Linked DNA regions of Homo sapiens: region 2 is linked to region 1. Evidence: read pairs that join two places in POLR2A ChIA-PET (ENCODE). Cell type or tissue: Panc1. All regions are shown on one strand. Links, peaks and the distances in the headings refer to the core of each region. The heading gives the core; the rest is flanking DNA.

Region 1 (12,881 bases), core at 2,569-10,568:
GGGGGAGAAAGAAATGGGAGGTAACTGCTTAGTGGGTATGGGAGCTCCTTGAGAGTGGTGAAAATGTTTTGGAACTAGAAGTGATGATTGCACAATATTGTGACTATAATTAATGTCACTGAATTATACACTTTAAAATGGTTTTTATGTTGTGTAAATTTCACCTCAAACATTTTTTAAAAAGGTAGACTCACTAATGCTCACTGTTATACTTCCCAGTCCACAGAAGTCTACCGTTCCAGTCACTGTGCAGTTAGGCAGGGCCATGTGACTGTCCAACCCTTGTCTAGCCAACAGGCTGTGAGCAGAAGTGACACATGTCACTTCCAGGCCAAAGCATTGAAGAAGGGGTAAGAGATGTCCATGCCTCTCTTCTCTGCCACATAAACCCAAAGCCATGTGAGACTGTAGCGGACCGGATCCCTGAATAAACCAATACCTCCCTACTGATCCATGCTGGCCATGCTGGATATGTATGAAATATCCTCATTGTCTTAAGCCACTGAAATGTGAGAAGCTGTTATTGCAGCATAAGCTTAGCTCCTCCTGACTGATACAGGATCAGATCTAGGAAGGATATGAAGGCAATATGAAGGAATTTGAATTTGATTCTGAAGGATGTGGAGAGACAATATTTTTGAGAAGAGTGACATGATGTGCATTTGAGGAAAATAACTCTAGAAACAAAAGTAGCTCTTAACCTTTGGTGCATGTCAAAAATCACCCAAAGAGAACTGTAGTCATCTTCCAATTCCTTTATAAATTCTTTAAAGAATAAAATATTTGTCCTCTGGAGAAAAAAAAATCACCCGAGAAGCTTTTCAAAATGCAATGCTCTGGTCCAAGACATCTCCAGATATCCTGAATCAGAGTCTCTATGCTAGGTACATATGATTGAAAAAAAAATTATGGGAAATTCTAGACTAGAGGTTAGAGGCAAGGAGGAGATACCAACTTCAGTCAGAGATGACCAAATTCACATGCTTAGTGAATTCAAATAAGCATTCTAATAAAATAATGGAACGATAAATGCTTAGGGAGTTTCGATTGAAATAGTAAGTTATGAAAAGGTTAGTCACATTAACATTTGTACAGTCAGAGTTATTACTTTGAACATTTAGGTACCAATAGAATGGTGGTGGTAGTTTTCATGCATCTACTCTATTGCTAACTAAGCAGCAGCCTACCCCAACATTTCCATTATGCTGGGGAACATGGTTGACATACCACAGACAAAGGACAGAGCCATCTTCAGTCTCCTAGAAGGTCAAACTCTTACATCTCCTTTCCTTCTTTGCTTCCTTTTTCCTTTTCTTTTAGGATAATTGGCATTCTATGCTCTTCTTAATTCCTTCCTCCTAGGTACTCATCAGTCAACTTTCAACTAATCAAGACTTGAAGAGCCAAAATATTTAAGAGCTCAAAAAGCCTAGGTTACAGATGCACTGGAAGCTGTCACTTTGAACTGTGTGTGTGTGTGTGTGTGTGTGTGTGTGTGTGTGTGTAGTTTTTACTACCAAATGTGATTTATTATATGTAATTGCTAAGAGCCTCAGCTTTCCAGAATAGAGATTTCAATACTGTGAAGAAATAAATCATTTTCTGACAATAATTCAGTTTGTGTTGCAAAATGCATCTTCAGAGCATCTCAAGATAAAGTGATCTCCAATAAACAGCACTAAAGCTGCCTGACAGAAAAACTATCTTCATTTCTAAAATTGACAAGCCTTGAAGCAGGAGGATAGCTTGAAGCTAGGAGTTCGAGGTCACAGTGGCTATGGTCACGCATGTTATCTCCTAGAGGTAGCAAGACTTCGTCTCTAAAAAATAATAAATAAAACTGACAGGCTTCACTACAAACCTCCTCCTAATACTGAATACTGCTCAACAATCCTTTTATTCCTAGTGATTTCGATCCTCTTCTTGTTCCCCACAGCAACTGTCCCAAGCCTGTCTCTTCCCAAAACTTCCAACTACTCACTCTCAGGAGGTAACCTTGCCTTCACCACTGAGAAAGGAGAAATGTAAATTCCCTCAACTTTCCCTTACCATGTCCAAATGTATCTTCATTCCCCCATCTCCTGTCTCAGAAGCATGCTTACTCTACTTATTTTGAAGAACGACCCTTACCCATGTTGAATCTCCTGTTTCCTTCATCTCATGTCTTCCTGTTTCCTGTTCTTCCCCTTCATTTTTGTGAGTATCTCCTCCAGTGGTTTTCTGTGAAAGGCTGCAGAGGAGGTAAATTTTTTTTTACCAGCTGGGAAATATAATGTATATATTTTTATGTCTTTGGAAGCTTGTAGGATATTTTCCTGAAAATTCATAGTGATGTGCCTTAGTATGGGTACTTTTTCAAACATCGTTCTAAGGCACTTGTGGGCCTTTTTAATCTGGAGGCTCATGTTCTATAGTTCCAGTAAATGTTCCTGTACTGTTCCTTTAATAATTTCATCCCATATATTTTCTCAAATTTCTCTTTCTACAACTCCTGTGACTTCTATGTTGGACCTCTTTGGTTGATCTCCTAATTGTCCATCTTACTGTCTTTTTGTTCTACTGTATGGGAAATTTTGTAAATTTTTTCTTCTGATTCTTCTATCAATTTTTAAAATTTCAACTATGATTTTTTAATTTCCAAATGCTCTGTCTTGTTCTTTTTGTTTGTTTGTTTTTGAGACAGTCTCACTCTGTCACCCAGGCTGGAGTGTAGTGGCATGATCTCGGCCCACTGCAACCTCTGCCTCCTGGGTTCAAGTGATTCTTGTGCCTCAGCCTCCTGAGTAGCTGGGATTAACAAGCGCCTGCCATCACAGTTGGCTGGCTACTTTTTGTATTTTTAGTAGAGACAGGATTTCACCACGTTGGCCAGGCTGGTCTTGCACTTCTGACCTCAAGTGACCGATCCACCCACCTCAGCCTCCCAAAGCGCTGGGATTACAGGCGTGAGCCAGCATGCCCGGCCAGTCTTGTTCTTGTTGTTCCTTTTCTCTAGAGCATCTTGAGCTTCTTACTTAACTTCTCTATTCTCTTAATATCTCTATCAACTCCTGTCTCTATGACCACTCTTTTTCACTGGCCTTCATTTACTATCTCCTTCTCTGTATACTCTTTAATTGGATTTTTTTTTCTTGGCTCTCTTCTACACAGCCCATCCTGGACATCTTATCTACTTGCATGGTTTCAATTCAATTTAGCTGATATTGCCAAACTATTATCTCTAGCTCCGACTTCTCTCTTTTAATTTCTAGACCTGAACTTCCAACTACCTTGTGGATATCTGCACCTAGATGTTCCAGACACCTCAAACTTTACATTACATTGCTGGCTTCTGGCATCCTATGCTCCAATCTCATAAACAACTTGTTATTTCCCAGAAAATATTATGAAAGGTAACATCTCTGATAGGCCCAACTCAAATGTCACCTTTTTAATAAAGCCTTCTCCGACTTCTTCCTACTCCTTGGGAGAATGGATTACTCTCTCCCTTGGCACCCAAGGCTCACTTCATAGCCCATAACCATTGTTCATAAGTATTGCTCACCATGAGCCAATCTGCTGACTGCCAGATTGTGAGCCTCTTGAAAGCATGGGTTATTTATCTATCAGTATAAGTTCCATCTTTAACCTCTAGCAAATGGCTGTTACTCAATAAATAGCTGTTGAATTACAATAATTTCAGGTGAACATACAGTATAAATATTTGACTATGTAATAATTAATTAATCATAGAATGTAACCAGAAACCTAACCCACTAGAAAAATATTATGTAAGTTTCAAAATGCATCTATGGTTATTTTTAATTTTAAAAGATTATCATTTTTTGGTTGGGCACTGTGGTTCATGCCTGTGATCCCAGCACTTTGGGAGGCCAAGGTGAGTGGACTGCTTGAGCCCAGCAGTTGGAGATCAGCCTAGGCAACACAGCAGGGCCCTGTCTCTAGAAAAAATACAAAAATTAGCCAGGAATAGTGGTGCATGCCTGTGATCCCAGCTACTTGGGAGGCTGAGGTGGAAGGATCTCTTGAGCCTAGAAGGTTGAGACTGTAGTAAGCTGTGATTGCACCACTGCACTCCAGCCTGGACGACAGAGTGAGAGTCTGTCTCAATCAATCAAATAATTTTTAAATATTATTTTTAAAATAAACATTCCCAAGCTTATACAAAGGCGCATTCTTCATAGTAACTTGCACAGAGTTACTTGCACAGAATTCAAAAAGCTAATTCAGTTTTAAATCATCTGCTCACCCAGATGGGTACCTGAACAGCTCTTAGAATACAGAACACATTTTGTTGTTGTTTTCATTTGGGATAACTACAAATAAAACCAAAGAAAAGGCAAAAAGAGATCTCTTTAGAATATATGACCCATATAAAAATATTAATAGTGGTTAGCCAACAAGCATTCTGATAAATTTCTTTTCCAAAAATGTCAAGTGATTAAAGAGTGAAGAAAAGAAAGACACTTCTGAACTCTTAACTAGAGCACTGCTACTAAGGGCATTATGAAGCTGAATGAAGAATGTTCATTCCTATGCAGGGATTAAGTGTCATTAGGGGCTTTTTGTTTTCTTTAGTTTGGTTTGATTTTCTTTTTCAAACTAAGCCCTAATGCCAAATCTTACATTTTCTTTTTCTTTTTCTTGTTGAACTGATGCTATGTTAAGATATAAGCACAAACATCTCATAAGTGTTTTAAAACCATCCAATTGTTTGAGAAGGCATACGTGCTGGGCCTATGAAGCCAAAACATTAGAGCTAGGAAATTTGATGAAGATAATAATTGCTTACAGACCAGCTTGTTTTAACTTGCTGAACAAAGAATACAATTTTATACCACATTTTCATCAGAAGCTTTTTCTCTACATAATCACTACTGTAATGAGCACTTTAAAAAGGGAGATTATCTACAGGTTAAGGAGTAAGGAAGTTATCAATTAGATACCATCGTCTTCAAAATTTCACTTACTCAAACTTTAGATTAATAGAAAAACATTTTTGGCTGACTTAAGCGATGTTTTGAATCTTTACAAACCATTTGTTTAGTGTGCACAGCATGAAATCTAGAAATGAAGACACCCCATTCTTTCCAGTACTGCCCTCAATGGTTCTATAGCCTTGGCTAGGTCAGTAATTTCTTTGTATCTTAGTTGACTTCTTAGATTTTCCTCTATAGAGATACAGTTCCATCTCTCTCACATCTTCAAAATGCATTCAGGCTCTATGCCTGTGTCAGAAGTTGCTCTCTCACTCCTTTCATTCAGTTACTTTGATCACTTGAAGACCCTCTAATTCACGATTCAACCAACATTTATTAAGGGCTTTCTCCATGACAGGCAATTCAGTGAAGGTGGGGATGGGGTCAGTCCCTAAAAGGATACTAATACTAGTCTACTAACAGAAAAAAAAAAAAAAATCCTCTTCGGACTTCCTTTGTTTTTTTGTTGTTGTTGTTGTTTTTTGTTTTTTTGAGACAGGATCTGTCATCCAAGCTGGAGTTCAGTGGTGCAAGCATAGCTCACTGCAGCCTCAAACTCCTGGGCTCAAGCAATCTTCCCACCTCTGCCTCCCAAGTAGCTGAGAGTGTAGGCACGAGCCACCACATCTGATTTAGATTTCCTATTCTTTATTTCCTCTAGTATATTCAGCTAGAAATTCTAAGAATTAAGTTGTGGTAGGTTTACAGGATTGGGTTAAGGCAGTCATTCAGTGATCGATGGTTACAGGACCAGGCAGCCTAGGAGTTAATATGGTTTCAAAACAGAGATAAGTCACAGAATGGAGCAAAGTCACCAATTTCACAAGATGAAGATAACTCTTCATGCATGGTACCAATGATGACCCTTGGTTTGCTGAATCCTTTGGCTTTATTACTCCACCCTTTAAGGCAGAACTCTCTAGACCTACTCTGCAAGCTATGTTGACTTCTGATTCTCTTAAACAGGGAGCCATTCATCTCAGCCCATAAGTCTTCAATATCAGTGTGTTAAAGCCAGAGTCATGTCTTCCAACTAAGTCTGAAACCTTGTAAAGAGAGGAAAGGAAGATGGGAAGAGATCTATGTTGTCCAGAAGTACTAAGGGGCCATTTTCTAACGGCAGAACTTAACTTTGAGACTCCCAACTCTGGATATTTGCTCATTCTTCCCCATCTACCAATCCCATTGGTACCTGTGTGACAACCTCCTCCGCTTTGTCTCTGACCTGTTGCTTGCCATGATCCTTGCCATTCAGAGGCCATTTGGCTCTGATCCATGGCCTTGTTGTAATCTTGGGTCACAGATATGCTACCAATCTGAAATGCTTATCTGGTTCCTGACCCCAGGCCTAGGCCTGATCACAAACTAAATTATTCTCTTGCCACCTGTCCCATGCCATGCATATCAGTCTCATCACAGTTTCTTATCCTGCTTCCCCACCCACGGCTGCCTATAGTTCTAGTGCTGGCTAAAATTATAGAATCTTTTTTAATTCATTCTGGAAGGACAAAGTAATTAAGAGATGATTAGTTTATGTGACAACAATATGCAGAAAGGATATAAATTTGCTCACAATTAACTGTAGTATGTGCATTGTTATTATATCTTTCCACACCTCAAGCTTTCAATCTCTAAATTAATACATTTGCCACCACATTCTCTCAAAGATATATTTATGCATACTTAATTAACATGTACTCTGGGAGTGCAATAAAGCTATAATACATTCCTGCATTTCTAACTACATAATGAGTATTTAAAACATTTAGAAACAAATTGGCTCCCAATAAGGAATAAAAATGTTGAGTAACTTATTTTTCAAATATAATGTCTATGCCACTTAACTGAATATTTCTGAAATGTTATATAAAAAGAAAAATATTATAATTGAATCAAGAAAAGCATACCATTCTGAAGAAATTCAGTGGTGGGTTCTTTTTCATAGTAAAGAAGGATTTTGGAAATGGTGACAACTATCCCATAATTAATAAGTTTTGTATGTTCAGCTATAATTACATTGAATTTTCTGAAAGAGAGACTAATGTGAACAATATTCCAGGAAAGGAATATTCTTTTTTTTTCTAACTTTTTTCGGGGGGAGAACAGAGTTTCAGCTCTGTCACCCAGGCTGGAGTGCAGTGGTACAATCATGGTTCATTGCAGCCTCGACCTCCCAGGTTCAAGTGATCCTCCTGCCTCAGCCTCCCATGTAGCTAAGACTACAGGTCCACATCAGGCTAATTTTTAAAATTTTTTTGTAGAGACAAGGTCTCACCATGTTGTCCAGGCTGGTGTCAAACTCCTGGGGTCAAGCAATCCTCCCACCTCAGCCTCCCAAAGTGCTGGGATTACAGGCGTGAGCCACCACGCCCAGCCTAGAAATATTCTTCTGAGTACATCTTATTAGGTTAACTTGCTTTAAGGCTTTGCCTTTTCTACTAGTGAAGCACTAAAACATATCCTTTTTAATTTAAAGACACAAAGATTTTCATTGCTCTTACATGAAGAGCATTCTAAAGTGTTAGAATAAAGTATACTTCTAAAATGTAAAAAAGTTAAAGGAGATTCCTCACCTCAATTCTTAGGAGATGCTGTATCTGGAAAGGGTAAACAGAAGCAAACAGTTTCCTGAAATTGTGCCAAGGCTACATGTCAACTGCCTGGCAGGAAATGCTTTGGAGAACCTAGATAAACAGACTATCATCTTTCTCTGGCTTTTTATAAAGCAAATGTACTGAGTTAAACTAGCATCATAGACACAACAAGCAGAAAAGGGCACCGAGAAATTTTAGATGATAGTACCTGTAGGATTTATGACAATTAAATCAGTGGTCTGTCCGTCACTTTTAACATACATGAACATCACGGCTCAACAAACATGTACTCAATACATGTCTGTTGGATTTTTGCAGTAAATTAAATCTTACCGTTCCATTAATTTTCATCATGATTTTGGTGAAGATTTATCTTTTTTTTTGGCAGGGGTGTAGACAGAGTTTCACTCTTGTTGCCCAGGCTGGAGTGCAATGGTGCAATCTTGGCTCACTGCAACCTCCACCTACCGGGTTCAAGCGATTCTCCTGCCTCAGCCTCCCAAGTAGCTGGGACTACAGGCATGTGCCACCACACCCGGCTAATTTTGTATTTTTAGTAGAGATGGGGTTTCTCCATGTTGGTCAGGCTGGTTTTGAACTCCCAACCTCAGGTGATCCATCTACCTCGGCCTCCCAAAGTGCTGGGATTACAGCACGGTGAGCCACCACGCCCGGCCTGTGAAGATTTATCTTACAATAAATTTTCATTTTGCAGCAGCTCTTAATATTTTGGCATTATAGAATGATAAAGCTTTCTTACATTTATATAGCAAATAATTTTTCAAAATATTTTGCATTATCTTCATTTTTTTCTAACTTCTCATTTCACAAGTGCTAGCAATAATGCTTAGGCAGGTTAAACAATTTGGTTGTAGTCAAAGATTAAGTTAGTCAGAGAACCAGGTTTAGAATCAATTTGCCTGAAACATTTGCTAGTATTTTCCCTCTCTCCCCACTGTATAACAGAAAATGGATTTGAAAATCCCTCTACTATCTTTACTAAAATAATCCTCCTACCTCACCTTATTTTACTTTACTTAACTGCAAAAAGGATGATAATATATGTGTTAACTGATAATATCTACTGTCAACCAAATAAATCTGTCTTGCATAAAGTCTACTCAGCCCTTCCATACCTTTTCTCTCTCCACCAGCCACATGTTCTATTCAGCTCCAATCCTAACCACACATCTTCTCTTTCTTCTTTCTCATACTAGAAGGATCCTCTGCCCCACATACCTTATGCCCAGTCTTGCCTGGTCACAAAGGGGAGCAAAACTTCCCTAATCAAAGGAATAAAGTAATATAAAAGGTGACATACCTCTCTACCTGCTATAATATCCTTTAGCCAAGGCACCTCAGATAACAATTTGAGCCACCTCAACCCTGAGGTCCCTCCCCATGATCCACAACCACCATCTGTGACTTCCAGTATACACCCAATCTGCCCCTCCCTCCCAAATGGAACATCTTAGCCTTCGTTACTACTGGGGATGGGGAGAAAAAAATAAACTTTGTGTGGAGGCCAGTTATGTTCTCTGCACAAAATGTGGAGAAGGAGACAGCATTCTGGTGGAGTAGGAAGCTGCTGGAATGTCTCTCCCCAGCTAGACAACATTTGCACAGCAGCATCTGTCTGATGTAATTATTTTGGAACTCTAGAGTCTATTGAAGGTTTGTGACTTCCAGGAAAAGGCTTGGACCTAAATTGTGGTTAATTTTGGTCAATTTCGGCTCTTAGTGTAGTGGACGCTACCCATGACCACCCCCATGGCAGGCAGCTGTACACATTTCCTGAAACAGCTTGCTGGAGCCAGGATGGGCAAAAAGGATCTTGTCCTTCAAATGTCAGTGATCTGTGCTCTGTCTGCTGATTGCTGCTTCTGATCATAGATGTGCAGAGAAAGAGGCTGGTGGCCATTGTTGCAAGAATGAACTTGGACCCTTACCTAACGCCTATACAAAAATTAACTCAAAATGAATCAAAGACTTAAATGCAAGACCTAAAACAATAAAATTCTTAGAAGAAAACATAAGGCCAAAGCTTCAAAACGTTGAATTGGCAATCATTTCTGGGATATGACACAAAGGCACAGGCAGCAAAAGAAAAAATTGATATATTGCACTGCATTAAAATTAAAAATTTGGGGGCACCAAAGGAAACTGTCAACAGAGTAAAAATGCAACCCACAGAATGAGAGATATTTCCAAATCATATATCTGATAAGGGATTAACATCCAGAATATGTAGAGAACTCCTAAAACTCGACAACAAAAAACAACATAATTCGAAAATGGGCAGAGAACTTGAATAGACATTTCTCAAAATAAGATACAAAAACAGCCAATAACAATATGAAAAGATGCTCAACATCACTAATCATTACGGAAATGCAAATCAAAGCTACAATGAGATGCCACCTCATACCTATTAGGATGGCTACCATTAAGGAAAACAAAGGCAAAATAAAAGTAACAAATGTTGGTGAGGATATGGAGAAACTGGAACACTTGTACACTCTTGGTGGGAATATAAAGTGGTATAGTCATTGTGGAAAACAGTATGGTGATTCTGCAAAAAGTTATAAATAGAATTACCATATGTTCCAGCAATTCAACCATGGGTATATACCCAAAAAATTGAAACCAGGGTCTCAAAGAGATATTTATAAACCCATGTTCATAGCAGCATTATTTGCAATAGCTAAAATGTGGAAGCAACAAAAATGTCCATCAATGGATGAATGGATAAGCAAATGTGGTATGTGCATACAACAGAATATTATTCAGCCTTAAAAAGGATGGACAGGTGGTTCCAAGATGGCCGAATAGGAACAGCTCCAGTCTACAGCTCCCAGCATGAGGGACACAGAAGACGGGTGATTTCTGCATTTCCAACTGAGGTACCGGGTTCATCTCAATGGGGCTTGTCAGACAGTGGGTGCAGTACAGTGGGTGCAGCCCAATGAACATGAGCCAAAGCAGGGCGAGGCATCGCCTCACCCGGGAAACGCAAGGGTCAGGGAATTCCCTTTCCTAGCCAAGGGAAGCTGTGACAGACAGCACCTGGAAAATCAGGTCACTCCCACCCTAATACTGCACTTTTCCAATGGTCTTAGCAAACGGCACAACAGGAGATTATATCCCGCACATGGCTCGGAGGGTCCCATGTCCATGGAGCCTGGCTCATTGCTAGCACAGCAGTCTGAGATCAAACTGCAAGGTGGCAGCGAGGCTCAGGGAGGGGCACCTGCCATTGCTGAGGCTTGAGTAGGTAAACAAAGCGGCCAGGAAGCTCAAACTGGGTGGAGTCCACCGCAGCTCAAGGAGGCCTGCCTGCCTCTGTAGACTCCACCTCTGGGGGCAAGGCATAGCCAAACAAAAGGCAGCAGAAACCTCTGCAGACTTAAATGTCCCTGTCTGGCAGCTTTGAAGAGAGTAGTGGTTCTCCAAGCACGGAATTTGAGATCTGACAATGGACAGACTGCCTCCTCAAGTGGATCCCTGACCCCCGAGTAGCCTAACTGGGAGGCACCCCCCAGTAGGGGCGGACTGACACCTCACACGGCTGGGTACTCCTCTGAGACAAAACTTCCAGGGGAACGATCAGGCAGCAACATTTGCTGTTCAGCAATATTCACTGTTCTGCAGCCTCCACTGCTGATACCCAGGCAAACAGGGTCTGGAGTGGACCTCCAGCAAACTCCAACAGACCTGCAGCTGAGGGTCCTGACTGTTAGAAGGAAAACTAACAAACAGAAAGGACATCCACACCAAAACCCCATATGTACGTCACCATCATCAAAGACCAAAGGTAGATAAAACCACAAAGATGGGGAAAAAACAGAGCAGAAAAGCTGAAAATTCTAAAAATCAGAGCACATCTCCCCCTCCAAAGGAACGAAGCTCCTCGCCAGCAACAGAACAAGCTGGATGGAGAATGACTTTGACAAGTTGAGAGAAGAAGGCTTCAGATGATCAAACTTCTCTGAGCTAAAGGAGGAAGTTTGAACCCATCGAGAAGAAGCTAAAAACCTTGAAAAAAGATTAGACGAATGGCTAACTAGAATAACCAGTGTAGAGAAGTCCTTAAATGACCTGATGGAGCTGAAAACCATGGCATGAGAACTACGTGATGAATGCACAAGCTTCAGTAGCCAATTCAGTCAACTGGAAGAAAGGGTATCAGTGATTGAAGATCAAATTAATGAAATGAAGTGAGAAGAGAAGTTTAGAGAAAAAAGAGTAAAAAGAAATGAACAAAGCCTTCAAGAAATATAAGACTACATGAAAAGACCAAATCTACATCTGAGTGGTGTACCTGAAAGTGACAGGGAGAATGGAACCAAGTTGGAAAACACTCTGCAGGATATTATCCAGGAGAACTTCCCCAACCTAGCAAGGCAGGCCAACATTCAAATTCAGGAAATACAGAGAACACCACAAAGATACTCCTCGAGAAGAGCAACTCCAAGACACATAATTGTCAGATTCACCAAAGTTGAAATGAAGGAAAAAATGTTAAGGGCAGCCAGAAAGAAAGGTCAGGTTACCCTCAAAGTGAAGCCCATCAGACTAACAGTGGATCTCTTGGTAGAAACTATACAAGCCAGAAAAGAGTGGGGGCCAATATTCAACATTCTTAAAGAAAAGAATTTTCAACCCAGAATTTCATATCCAGCCAACTAAGCTTCATAAGTGAAGGAGAAATAAAATTCTTTACAGACAAGCAAATGCTAAGACATTTTGTCACCACCAGGCCTGCCCTACAAGAGCTCCTGAAGGAAGCAATAAACATGGAAAGGAACAACCGGTACCAGCCACTGCAAAAACATGCCAAATTGTAAAGACCATCAATGCTACGAGGAAACTGCATCAACTAACAGGCAAAATAACCAGCTAACATCATAATGGCAGGATCAAATTCACACATAACAATATTAACTTTAAATGTAAATGGGCTAAATGTGCCAATTAAAAGACACAGACTAGTAAATTGGATAAAGAGTCAAGACCCATCAGTGTGCTGTATTCAGGAGACCCATCTCACATGCAGAGACACACATAGGCTCAACATAAAGGGATGGAGGAAGATCTACCAAGCAAATGGAGAACAAAAAAAGGCAGGGGTTGCAATCCTAGTCTCTGATAAAACATACTTTAAACCAACAAAGATCAAAAGAGACAAAGAAGGCCATTACATAATGGTAAAGGGATCAATTCAACAAGAAGAGCTAACTATCCTAAATATATATGCACCCAATACAGAAGCACCCAGATTCATAAAACAAGTCCTTAGAGACCTACA
Region 2 (12,881 bases), core at 2,644-10,643, 59 kb before region 1:
AATAAAGACATAATGACACCACGTACCCCGATACCATGTGCTGAGAAGGGCATTTCACCTCTGTGGTGCTCTTCCCAAATCCATGACCTTGATCTAATTATGAGAAAACATGAAGTAAACCCAACCTAAGGGATATTCTACAAAATACCTGACCAGTACTCCTGAAAAGGGCCAGGGTCATGAAAGACAAGGACAGACTGAGGAATTGTCACAGATTAGAGGAGACTAAGGAGACGCAGCAACTAAATGCAACATGGGATCCTGGATTTGATCCTGGAATAGAAAAAGGAGTTTCGTAAGAAAAACTGGTGAAATCCCAGTAAGTCTATATCAATATCAATTTTAGTTTTGATCATTGTACTGTAGTTACACAAGATTAGGAGAATTTGTACTGCCATTGCAACTTTTCTCTAAGTCTAAAATTATTTAAAAGTAAAAAGTTTTTAAAAGCCAAATTTAAAGATAAGTAAATAAAAGTATATACAATACATGGTTACAGGAAAAAATCATAAAGGTAGGTAAGACTGACTCAAGTTTGGGAAGCACTAAAGTATTTACCCTACACCCAAGAAAAGTCGCCCCCAGAATGAGAATCACTGCTGTTGAAGAATATTTAGTAAAATAGGGAAATGTTCACTTTATATTACTTGGGGGTAAAATTAATAAATCATCCCTTTCTGTTAAAAAATATATATATCACATATATTACCCATAGAAAACAGTCTGTGTTAAAATAAAAATAACCTATGCTAAACAAAGCACAGATGACATTTATTAAATAGTAAATGGGATATGGCTTTTGGAAAGTAACTTATCAATTAAAATGCTCACAGACTTTGACTCAGTAGCCTCACTCAGGGAGAATATCCTAAGAGAAAATTCCTAAGTATGCAGAATAAATGTCTGTTTCCAGCACTATTTTTAATAATTTTAAGAATTAGAAACAATCTCCATATCAGTCATTCCTAGATTAGTATTTTTTTAAACCGCAACCCAATAAAGAATGTTTTACATTGTAATCTAGCATATGCATGTGTGAGAGGGTGTGTGTGTATGTGCATGTGTGTAAAAAACTGAACCAAAAAGGTTTCTCAAAACAACACTATCTTTACTGTATGTGATGCTCTCTGCTATTTTCAATCCTAATCTATGTTATTAAGAAATTAAGAAAACGAAGTACATAGAGCCCCACTAAACTGATTTCCTGACCCAATAATGGATTATGGCCCTTGGTCTGAAAAACTGCACTAGATGGACTATTGTGCAGCCATTGTAAGAGATGACTATGGCTGGGTGCAGCGGCTCACATCTGTAATCCCAGCACTTTGGGAGGCCAAGGTAGGTGGATCACTTGAGGTCAGGAGTTCGAGACCAGCCTGGCCAACACGGTGAAACCCCATCTATACCAAAAATACAAAAATTAGCCAGGCATGATGGCGCATGCCTTAATTCCAGCTACTTAGGAGGCCGAGGCATGAGAACTGCTTGAACCAGGAGGCAGAGGTTGCAGTGAGCTGAGATCGTGTTACTGCATTCCAGCCTGGGCAACAGAGCGAGACTCTGCCTCAAAAAAAAAAAAAAATTAATTAATTAATTTAATTTAATTTAAATTTAAAAAATTTAAAAGAAACTACTATAAACCACAAACTGGTAGCAGCAATTTGTTCTAAGGAGAAAAGAGGGTGGGAGGAAAACTTGCTTTTCACTGTATATCTTTTTGTACCTTTTGAATTTATAACACGTTTTTTATTTAAAAATTAACTAGCTGGCTCACACCAGTAATCCCAGCACTTTGGAAGGCCAAGGTGGGAGGATCTCTTGAGACCAGGAGTTCAAGACCAGCCTGGGCAACATAGAGACCTTGTCTCTACCAAAAATAAAAAAAAAAAATTAGCACAAGCCTGTAGTCCCCGCTACACAGGAGGTTGAAGTAGGAGGATCACATTAGCCTAGGAGATAGAGGCTGCAGTGAACAGTGATCACGTCACTGCACTCTAGCCCAGGAGACAGAGAGAGATCCTGTCTCAAAAAAAAAAAGAACTAACTTTAAATGGCAATTACGAAGACTTTATTAGCATGGGAGACAACGCTAATTATGCATAATAAAGCTATAACTACATTAAAATGTAAAGACATATGCAAGTGAAAAAAATTTATACCAAGCAATAATCATGTTAGCAATTTTTTTCCTTTTTACTAAATTCTACATATTCTACACTGCTGCTATTGTAGATTTGTTTTGTTTTGTTTTGTTTTTGAAACAAGGTCTGGCTCTATCGCCCAGGCTGGAGTGGAGTGGCAAGATCTTGGCTCACTGCAACCTCTGCCTCCCAGGCTCAAGCAATTCTCCCACCTCAGCTTCCCGAGTAGCTGGGACTACAAGTGTGCACCACCACACCCTGCTAATTTTTTTATTTTTTGTAGACAGGGGGTTTTGCCATGTTGCCCAGGCTGGTCTCAAACTTGTGAACTATTTTCTACCATTCAACATACATTTATTTTCTTAAATTAAATCAATTACTGGTAAGGACACAGGAGATTTTAAAGTTAATAGTAGCATTTTCTTTCTTAAGCTAGGTGGTGGGTCACTTAAACTATACATATAAAAATAGACATTCTACATATTTTAAATAATTTCTCAATTTTTTCCAACTTTACTGAGTTATGATTGACAAAAGTTCTATATACTAAAGATGTACAGCATGATAATTAGATATACTAATACACTGTGAAACAACTATCACAAACAAATTAACACATTCATTACCATACACAGTTACCATTTTGTGTATGTGGTGGGGAGAGGTGAGGACACTTAAGACTTACTCTCTTGGCAAATTTCAAGTAAACAATACAGTATTAACTATAGTCACTATGCTGTACATTAGATTCCCAGGATTTATCTTATAACTGAACGTTTAGCAACATTTTTTTAAAGAAAAGATTTCAAAAGTGGACTCTTTCCTGCAACCTTCCGCTTTGACCTCGGACTCACGGAGCCACTCCAACAAGGTACTGAGATAGGATTTAAAACTGTCAGTCAACTGGATACTTTCCACCTCTGTGAAGAGAATCTAACGTGGACTGTACCATCCCCATGGCTTCTAAAGGTTTCCCTTTCGAACTCTGCAGGTGGGCTAGTTTCGGCATTCCATTCACACTCAGGACTGTTCTTTTGTTTTTCCTCCTTTCCCTACCAAGCTATTGTTCATTCCCTTACATTTTTAATTACATATAATCTCTTCTAGCATATTCATCTTTGAATTTCCAGCAGGCTGTAATGCAGTACTTTCTTTGTACATAGCAAGTGCTCAAAAAATATTTCTTAATCAATATCATAGGCAAAACTCCAGAAAAGAATATATAAAAAGTGGCAAGGACTCAGAGAAGGAAGTATTGATCCCTGGAGATTAAGTACAAATCGCATCAAGAGACATCATTACTTTTAGTTAATGAGGTTACTATATAATTATTGTAGGGAATAAAATAGATAATACATGTAAAACACTCAGCAATAGCTAGTAAGTGATCCATAAATAACAGATTGGGGACTTAAAAAGTAATATCCATACATATTTACACAATATATATTTGTATATAATATATATATCATAAATGAATACACACATATGCACATACATATGGCAAAGAATGTCAGGGACATAATTTATCTGGACTTCAGAAAAATCTCTCTTGATCTTTAAAGAAAAAAAAATCAGAGATGCACCGGCAGCTGGATGGACTGGTAACTCAGGACAGCTGGGTCCAAACAGTGCTATGAAATGAATCTGCATCAACCAGGAAGAGGAGCTCTGGAACTCCTAGAAGTTTAGGCACATCCCATCTGTTTTTATCACATTTATTGATTTGCATATGTTGAGCCATCTGATATGGTTTGGCTGTGTCACCACCCAAATCTCATCTTGAATTGTAGTTCCCATAATCCCCAGGTGTCATGGGAAGGATCCAATGGGAAGTGATTAGGTCATGGGGGCCATTTCCCCCACGCTGTTTTCATGATAGTGAGTGAGGCTCATGAGATCTGATAGTTTTATAAGCTCCTGGCATTTCCCCTGCTTACACTCATTCTCTCTCCTGCCACCCTGTGAAGAGGTGCCTTCCACCATGATTCTAAGTTTCCTGAGGCCTCCCAGACATGTGGAACTGTGAGTCAATTAAACTTCTTTCTCATATAAATTACCCAGTCTTGGGCAGTTCTTTATAGCAGCATGAGAATGGACTAATACACAATCCTTGCATCCCAGGGATAAATCCCACTTGATCATGGTACATGAACCCTTTTTTTCCTTTTTTTGTGACTTGAGGCCACTGCTCATTCTTCTTCTTCTTCTTTTTTTTTTTTTTTTTGAGATGGAGTCTTGCTTTGTCGCCCAGGCTGGAGTGCAGTGGCGTGATCTCAGCTCACTGCAACCTCCGCCTCCCGGGTTCAAGCGATTCTCCTGCTTCAGGCTCCCCAGTAGCTGGGACTACAGGTGCCCACCACCACGCCCGGCTAATTTTTTGTATTTTCAGTAGAGGTGGGGTTTCACCGTGTTAGCCAGGATGGTCTCGATCTCCTGACCTTGTGATCTGCCCAACTAGGCCTCCCAAAGTGCTGGGATTACAGGCGTGAGCCACCATGCCTGGCCTCTTTTTTTTTTTTTAAGTTCAGGGGTGCATATGCAGGTTTGTTATACAGGTAGACTTGTGTCATGGGGGCTTGTTGTACAGATTATTTGATCACCCAGGTATTAAGCCTAGTACTCATTAGTATTTTTCCTGATCCTCTCCCTCCTCCCACCCTTCACCCTCAAGTAGGCCTTGGTGCCTGTTCTTCTCCTCTATGTGTCCATGTGTACTCAATGTTTAGCTCCCATTTATAAGTGAGAACATGCGGTATTTGGTTTTCTGCTCCTGCATTAGTTTGCTAAGGATAGTGGCCTCCAGCTCCATCCATGTTCCTGCAAAGGACATGATTTCATTCTTTTTTTATGGCTGCATAGTATTCCATGCTGTATATGTACATTTTCTTTAACCAGTCTACTGCGATGGGCATTTAGGTTGATTCCATGTCTTTGCTATTGTGAATAGTGTTGCAATGAACATACATGTGCTTGTATCTTTATAATCAAACAAAATTTTTTTTTTTTTTTGGAGACAGAGTCTTACTCTGTCACCCAGTCTGGAATGCAGTGGCACAATCTCGGCTTGCTGCAGCCACCACCTCTCAGATTCAAGCAATTCTCCTGCCTCAGCCTCCGAGTAGCTAGGACTACAGGCGCACACCTCCACACCCAGCTATTTTTTTTTTTTTTTTTGTATTTTTAGTAGAGACACGGTTTCGCCATGTTGGCCAGGCTGGTCTCGAACTCCTGACCTCAAGTGATCTGCCTGCCTCGGCCTCCTGAAGTGCTGGAATTACAGGCATGAGCCACTGCACCCAGCATCTTATAATCAAATCATTTATATTCCTTTGGGTATATACCCAGTAATGGGATTGCTGGGTGGAATGGTATTTCTGTTTTTAGGTCTTTGAGGTATCGCAACACTGTCTTCCACAATGGTTGAACTAATTTACACTCCCACCAACACTACATAAACATTCCTTTTTCTCCACAACCTTACCAGCACCTATACTTTTTTGGCTTTTTAATAACAGCCATTCTGACTGGTGTGAGATGGTATCTCATTGTGGTTTTGATTTGCATTTCTCTAATGATCAGTGATGTTGAGCTTTTTTTCATATGCTTGTTGGCCACATGTATGTCTTCTTTTGAAAAGTGTCTGTTCATGTCCTTTGCCCACTTTTTAAAAATGGGTTTTTTTTTTCTTGTAAATTTGTTTAAGTTACTTATAGATGCTGGATACTGGACCTTTGTCTTATTAGACTCAGTGTGCTGTTGAATTCTATTTGCTAGTATTCTGTTAAGGATTTTTGCATCTATGTTCATCAGGGATGTTGCCCTGTAATATTCCTTTCTCTTCCCATTTATTCTAGATCTCATCATGGTTACCCTTTTTATCAATGACTTGGATAAGACACAATTATCAAATATGTTTATGATAAATTAATTGGGAGGGATAATGAATATACTAGATATAATCAGAGAGAAAAGCCTCCACAAACTGGAACCATAGGTTAAATACGGCAAGATGAAATTTTTAAAGGGTAAAATATGTAATTTTACACTGAAGCTTAGAAAAATACTGCAAGACAACAGGATAAAGATGGTTATTAGTGAAAAAGACCTGAGGAAAGGTTCAATATGAGTCAACTGATGAGCAAATGTGATTTTGAGTTTAGCTGACAAAACACAGGGCCCAGATCAAATGAGATTCATGTCCTACTCTGCTCCATTCTGGTTAGAACAAAAGTGTTTCCAGGGGACATATATTATATTTGCAGTCCCGGGGTAAATGGAGTCTTGAATAACATTTCAGACAAATATATTGAAAGAAAAAAAGGAAATCAAGTCTTTTGGAGCCCCTTAAACTGAGAAGATAACACGTCTGATTCATGAGGTTGTAAGTTCTCCTGCAGAACAAGAAGATAGAAAACTACCGCTTTTATCCCCACGGAGTCATCTCTGGGGAATAAAGAACGCTCACAGAAAGAAGAGACAGCTGGGCCCTGCCTGACCTGCCCTTTGTCCCTCCTGCTAGTCACATCAAAACCTCCCAGCTGGGGCTCTGACCATCCGAGCTTTATCAAGGATATAGAGCAGCTCAGGAATCCAAACAATTCTGACCCATCATCTCCCCAAACCATGGTTCACTACAAGCAGAATCACAGTGATATTTTTAACTATCAGAGTGAATTCTTGTGGATCTTTAACCTCCTATACTAAGCTGTCATCTGATAGCTGTTGTGAGCAAGGACTCAGGCTTAAATGCTGTAACCGAAACATTAGATGGTAGGAATGCAGCATTTCAGCTTCTTCAGGGATTGCTGGGATATAGACATACCAGCTTATCTCCTGTAAAGGAACCCTATGATGCTTCTTCTAAGGATCTGGGGAGAGAGAAGAGCAGTGGCCATTCAACATCCGGTTCTTATCCTAGGAACATGGAAGGCGGCCCTGATCTACAGATGAGTCATACTAAATAAACGTCAACATCCTACAGGAGAAGATGCCATTTTTTAAACTATCTTCTTTTTCCCCAAGGTTAAGAACTTAGAAGTTCCTAATCTATGCAATGATTAGCTCCTTATCTAACAAGACATGCACTGGGCCCATCCTATGTTTCTGCGGAAGAGAGCTAGTTTGCCTTTGTGTAAAAAGAGGTCCTTATGAATGTTCATTCACTTAGAGATCAACATTGAACAACCTGTGTGATAGAGAAATCAATTAGACCCCACGATTCAAGGAAGGGAAGATGAGGGAGATGATGAAAGGAAAAGCAGAGGAATGTGGAGGGAACGGGGAGAGTAGAAAGCAATTTAAGATCTTGAAGGACAGAAACAGGAGGAAGCTTGTTTGGAAGTCTCAGAGTGGCAAATTTGGGGGAATTCCTGAGCATTACTCCCAGGGATGTCAGGGAACATACTTGAGCACCACTTAGCCTTTTGAATTTGCAGGAAAGAAAGAATTCAGAAAGCCTTTATTCCCTCCCTGTCTGGGGCTCCTTACCCTGGGGTGATACATCTGCCTACACCCCACTTAGCTGGTTGGCTGAGCTGTGAACGACTGAGAGGAGGAAGGCAGAGTGAAAAGAACAAAGGGTCAAGGACTACTGTCCCCCGCACAGCTAGTGCCAGCAGAACACTCCCTTCTTACAAGGCCATGGGACTCCAGAGGCTAAAACTGGTAGATGCTAGCTCATCTCAAACCCGAGCAGATAAAGGAAGTCAACGATTTCACAGTTCTCCTGAAGGTGATGAAAGATTATAGCCACTCATCTCCAATGCAGACAGCCTCTGCCATCAGTAATGCATGACACAGCTCTTCTAAGGTAAAGGCCCAGAGGAGATGAAGAAGGGGTGCATACTCTGGGAAAATTTGGCAAGATGAGGCTTGACTCTCTCTGCGTGCTCCCAAGACAGTTACCAAGTTACCACTGCTTTGTCACAGAGGGTCCAAGACCCAGAGAGATGCGAGAGTTGTCAGAGGCTTAGAGACTTATGTGGTTGGGATTTGGGGGCTTGAAGTGTTTTTTGTTTTGTTGTTGTTTTAGTAAATAAGACTGTCTCAGCAAGCTTCTGAAGGGTGAACCCTGTACCTCTGTTTTATCCAAGATGGCTAGGAAGAGAGACAGCTCAACGACATCTGACTTCACCTTATGCTCTGAGGGTTGGGAGAGAATGGGATAGACTTTCCAAATAAAATAACAATTTGCCAGCCACAAACTTCCTTCCTCTACTATCCAGGTAATCCATTTCCTCCTTAAATCCCTATTGCACCAGACTGGAGGTGGGGAGGGGGAACGGGGGTGGACTGTGGCAATGTTGTGTGGAGGAGACAGGGACAAAAATGTGAGACATGGACCCAACTGCTGGCTATGGAACTTGGGATGGACCCCAAGGCCAAGGCCATTCAGACTAAACTAAGAGCACCATGAAGTTTACTACCTTGAGAACCTCTTGAGTTCTCAAGGAAGAGAGCTGTTCCTGCCTACAGTGGCTGGGGCAGAGATCTAAAGCAAGTAAAGGACCAGACAGACGCTGAGAACCTAGAAGGAGCACACAAAGCCTAATTCAGCCTCATGACCTTGACTTCCTCTTCCAGAAGTGCCTGGACACAGAGCAGTGCACCTTCAACAGCACAACTCGGCCGTTAAGGCTGCACCAAAATTCATTCAGGAGCCCAGCCCTGGGCAAAGCAAAGCCTCCTGCCCCCCAGGATGCAGCACTTCTCTGGTTTGTCTTCAGGGGCTCCAATGCAGCTGTATCTGCGGGGAAGCTGGGGGTCAGGACGCAGACCACAAGAACCCACTCTGTGAGGGGTCACTGCTTTCAAGGACACCAAAGGGGACCCTCATCTCTGCGTTCCTTTCTTCCACCATGATCCCTCTCTGCTTCCTCTCCTGCCATGTGGGGTGGTGAGAATGGGGACAAGCAGGGCGGACCGAGCACTCTTTTAATAGGAAACAAGGACTCGGAGGTGACCAGCTGCAGAGGTGAGCAAAGCTCCAGAAGGACTCCAGCTTCTGACCCGGATGGCTGAGTGCCACCACCATTTCAGGGAACACTGACCAAACAGAAGATTCCACGCTGCTTTGCTGCGGTCATGTCTGAGTTTACCCAAGAGGGGAAGCTGCTCCAACAGAGGAAGTTAATTAGACCAGACAAGAGCGGGGAGCAGAGGTGGAAGACAGGGATGAGACAAGAAACTGTGGAGGACAAAAAGTAAGATGAAAGGAAGGAGGGAGGCAGGGAAGGGAGGAGAAAGTGTGTGTGTGTGGGGTGTGTGTGTGGGTGTGTGTGTGGTGTGCATGTGTGTGGTGTGTGTGTAGTATGTGTGGAGTGTGTTGTGCGTGTGTGTGTATGGTGTGTTTGTGTGTGGTGTGTGTGGTGTGGTGTGTATGGTGTGTTTGTGTGTGTGGTGTGGGTATGTGGTGTGCTTTTGTGCATGTGGTGTGTGTGCATATGTGTGGTGTGTGTGTGGTGTGTAGTATGTGTGGTGTGTGTGGTGTTTGTGTGTGTGGTATGTGTGTGCATGTGCATGTGCAGCATATGTTGTAAGAGGAGGTGGGAGAGGAGTGGGTGACACATCAGAGCCGTCACTGCAATGCTGAGCCCCTGGCTGTGGTGATGACTGGCCACAGCGCAATTCAGCAGTGGTGTCTTTGCAGTCAGCTTCCGTGGTCAGCACAAGGCAAAAATCATGTGGAGTCAAGTTATCTTGAAAATTCCCTTAGAAAGGCACCACACTGGAGACCCGCCAGTCTCCGGGGAGCCCCATTCAGTACTATTCATATACATTATTTTTGTGCACTCCTATGAATCTGAGAACTAGAAGGACCCAAGGAGTCCATCTTCCTTCTCTGTGGTTCTCAAAAACAATTCTGAGGAGCTGAACCATTGATATGGTCTGAATGCTTCTGAGTAAGTTTCTCTCAGCTCTCAGAGATTGGTTTATCACCTAATGTTATCCAGCCAGACGGACTTCCTGCGAAGCCCACACTCTCTTCCATGCTGCTGTTGTCTTAAAATTGTCTTAGGAGGGAGAGGCCTATATCACGGGTCCCGCCCCACCACTAAATAGCTGTGTGTGCTGGGAACAGTCGCTTCCCCTTTCGTCCCCAATCTCCCCTTCTATAAAACAGAGCCAGACTAGATGAACTCTAAGAGCCCAGACAATGCTCTGCTGAATGAAAAAGTGCTTTGAAAAGTCCAAGTACTTCACAAACAGAACGTGTCAGTATTGGTTAGCTCTCACAGGTCAGAAACGTTGGTGTCTTCCGTCTTGCCCCTCAAGTTCATCCTTCATGTCAGTCCTGCCTCATCTACTCTGGAATATTCTCTAGGACTCGCCCCCTTCCTCTCTCCTGTTGCTGACCTGCCAGGTCCTTTAGCAGGCCTCCTCACTGCCTTTCTCTGGCCTCTCCAAAATTATCCTATTTTCATCGATCTACAGGAGAGATTTCCACAAAACTCCACCTTCACTGCATCACTTCACATCACCTATGTAATGGCAGGACTTCCAGAGCTCAGGTCCCTGGCTCTGCTCTGCCACACCTACCCCTCCAAGGTAGATCATCGCCGTGACACTGGAGTGAACATCTCTCCTTTCCTTATAAAGTTGACCCAACTTTAAAGACCAGAAAAATCCTGCCTCCTCCAAGGAAAGTTTTCTGTGGTTTTAAGATACAACTTTCTTGTTCTGAACTATAAATGTATCCATGGTTCGTAAACCAACACAGTTAAGATCTTGGATATTCTCTACTTGTTTAACAAACACTGTCTCTCCCAATAGCTTATAAATTCCCTCAGGTCAGAAAATAAGCTTTATTTAATATTTGCATCACAATGTCAGTGGAGCTGAAAATTCAGCGAGGGCTGCATTGCCTTACTGCCTGATGGTGGAAAGAAAGATCTTTGTTATCTCTCCAGCCCTTGACAACTCACAGGGAATGTTGGGGTACAGAGGAAGGAGAGAAGAGGTGGAATTAATACCCTCCCAACTCCTAAAGTATCTTCCCGCCTGTTCCTCCCTGCTTTCACCCACTCTGGTGGGGGAAAGAGCCCCCATCACAGGCTCCAATCCACCTATTCTCTGAGGCTGAGCCTGAGCCCATCAGAACAGCATGCAGACAGCTCTATTTAGCTCCATTCTTCATGTTCTGATCCGCCCGTGTGATAGCAACAGCTGCTCACAGTGCCTGACAGTAGTGGGAAGATAAAAGGAAGAAAGAGACACATAAGAAAGAAAAGCCAAGACCAGTAGTCATCTTCTAATATATATTTCATACCTGGGCCCTGGAGGGAAATCTGCTTCAAATTAAGCCCCATCTGTTCTCAAGCCCCCAAAGAGGCAGAGCACCCATGAGAAGGGCTCTATACCCTGCCAGGGCACAGACACCAGTGAAGATTGGCAGCTGCAAAGAAGGATGGCATCCTTGAGGAAGCCAACAAACTGGGAGGTGGAGCCCCTGGCTGACCAGCCCATTCTTAGACTCAGAGCCTCTGCCCCACAACACATGACCCCAAGACCTCCCTGATAGGTAAGAATCACATAAGTATGTAATGGGTGTAAAATGGGGAGGATTGTCAGGAGATCGGCCCAATTCCCAGAGGAAAGCATTCCTGGCCATCACACCCAAGGTACTCAGCAATGCAAGCATAACCTAGCATGCCTAAACCCACCTTCCCCACTACTCCTGGCTTCTGGCCACTCGGGAGCAAATACACCTCTGCAAAAGTCCCAGCTTTTGTGCTCCCCACAGCCAGCCCCCACCATCGTCTCTCCAGATCTTCTCCTGTTTATAAGATGCATTCACTCCTAATCTCCACTTCCAGACACACACACACACCCTTGGGTAGACACAGGGCAATAAGCCTACCTCTCAGGCTCAACTTCTGGGCTGCACACAGTGGGGTGGCTTGCTCCCGTAATCCCAGCACGTTGGGAGGCTGAGGCAAGAGGACTGTTTGAGCCCAGGAGTTCAAGAGCAGCCCGAGCAACACAGCAAGACCCTGTCTCCATAAAAAAAAGATGGAAAAATTAAATTCTGTAGGATTCACTCCCTAAATAATTAAAAATTTAAACTTAAATTTTAAAAAACCAGGCTTAACTTCTACCCAGTGTGTGTTCATGCTCCCTTGGGCCCTTTCTGCTTGCAGGAGCTGATGATGCTGGGTGCACTCTGAAAGATTTTAAACCTGGTAAGGATGGTAATGCCTTCAGGGGCCAGAGGATGCCTTCACAAACCATTCAGAGTGTCAACAGAGCCAGACTGGGGAGACGTCCAGTTATACCAAGACCAAGAGGCAGATTCTCTCATCTGCCTCTAAGCTCCTTCCTCACAAAAGGTATCTGCCACACCCATCTCCAGTGCCAAAGATGGATCACAGCCGACTGAGCCGACTGTCTCTCCTCCTACCCCTCACCCCCGCCTTCCAGAGTGACAGCGAGACAGGAAAGCAAGTTGGAAAATTTTTAAAAGAACCAACACCTCGGCCAGGCACAGTGGCTCACGCCTGTAATCCCAGCACTATTGGAAGCCGAGGTGGGCGGATCACAAGGTCAAGAGATCAAGACCATCCTGGCCAACACGGTGAAACCCCGTCTCTAGTACAAAATACAAAAATTAGCTGGGCATGGTGGTGCACACTTGTAGTCCCAGCTACTCGGGAGGTTGAGGCAGGAGAATTGCTTGGACCGGGGAGGCGGAGGTTGCTGTGGGCCGAGATTGTGCCATTGCACTCCAGCCTGGCAACA

Evidence for each region. ChIA-PET counts read pairs that join two places held together with the same protein. Peaks named below come from ENCODE experiments on the same cell type or tissue, not always from the same donor. Only the 100,000 strongest peaks of a DNase experiment are listed, where the experiment ranks them.
Region 2: POLR2A ChIA-PET joins it to region 1 with 8 read pairs; 13 of 35 experiments call an interaction of 5 or more read pairs at or near these places.

Annotation. Positions count from the first base shown.
Region 1 is chr11:8,878,880-8,891,760 of GRCh38, forward strand. It overlaps a transcript of DENND2B not described here. Among named protein-coding and RNA genes, the nearest start is that of AKIP1, 26 kb to the right of the region's middle. In Panc1, for the core only: no CTCF peak of the experiment used is centred there; no DNase peak of the experiment used is centred there.
Region 2 is chr11:8,819,553-8,832,433 of GRCh38, forward strand. It overlaps a transcript of DENND2B not described here. Among named protein-coding and RNA genes, the nearest start is that of DENND2B, 15 kb to the left of the region's middle. RefSeq lists enhancers at 9,008-9,507, 12,288-12,881. In Panc1, for the core only: no CTCF peak of the experiment used is centred there; no DNase peak of the experiment used is centred there; H3K27ac peaks cover 538 bases.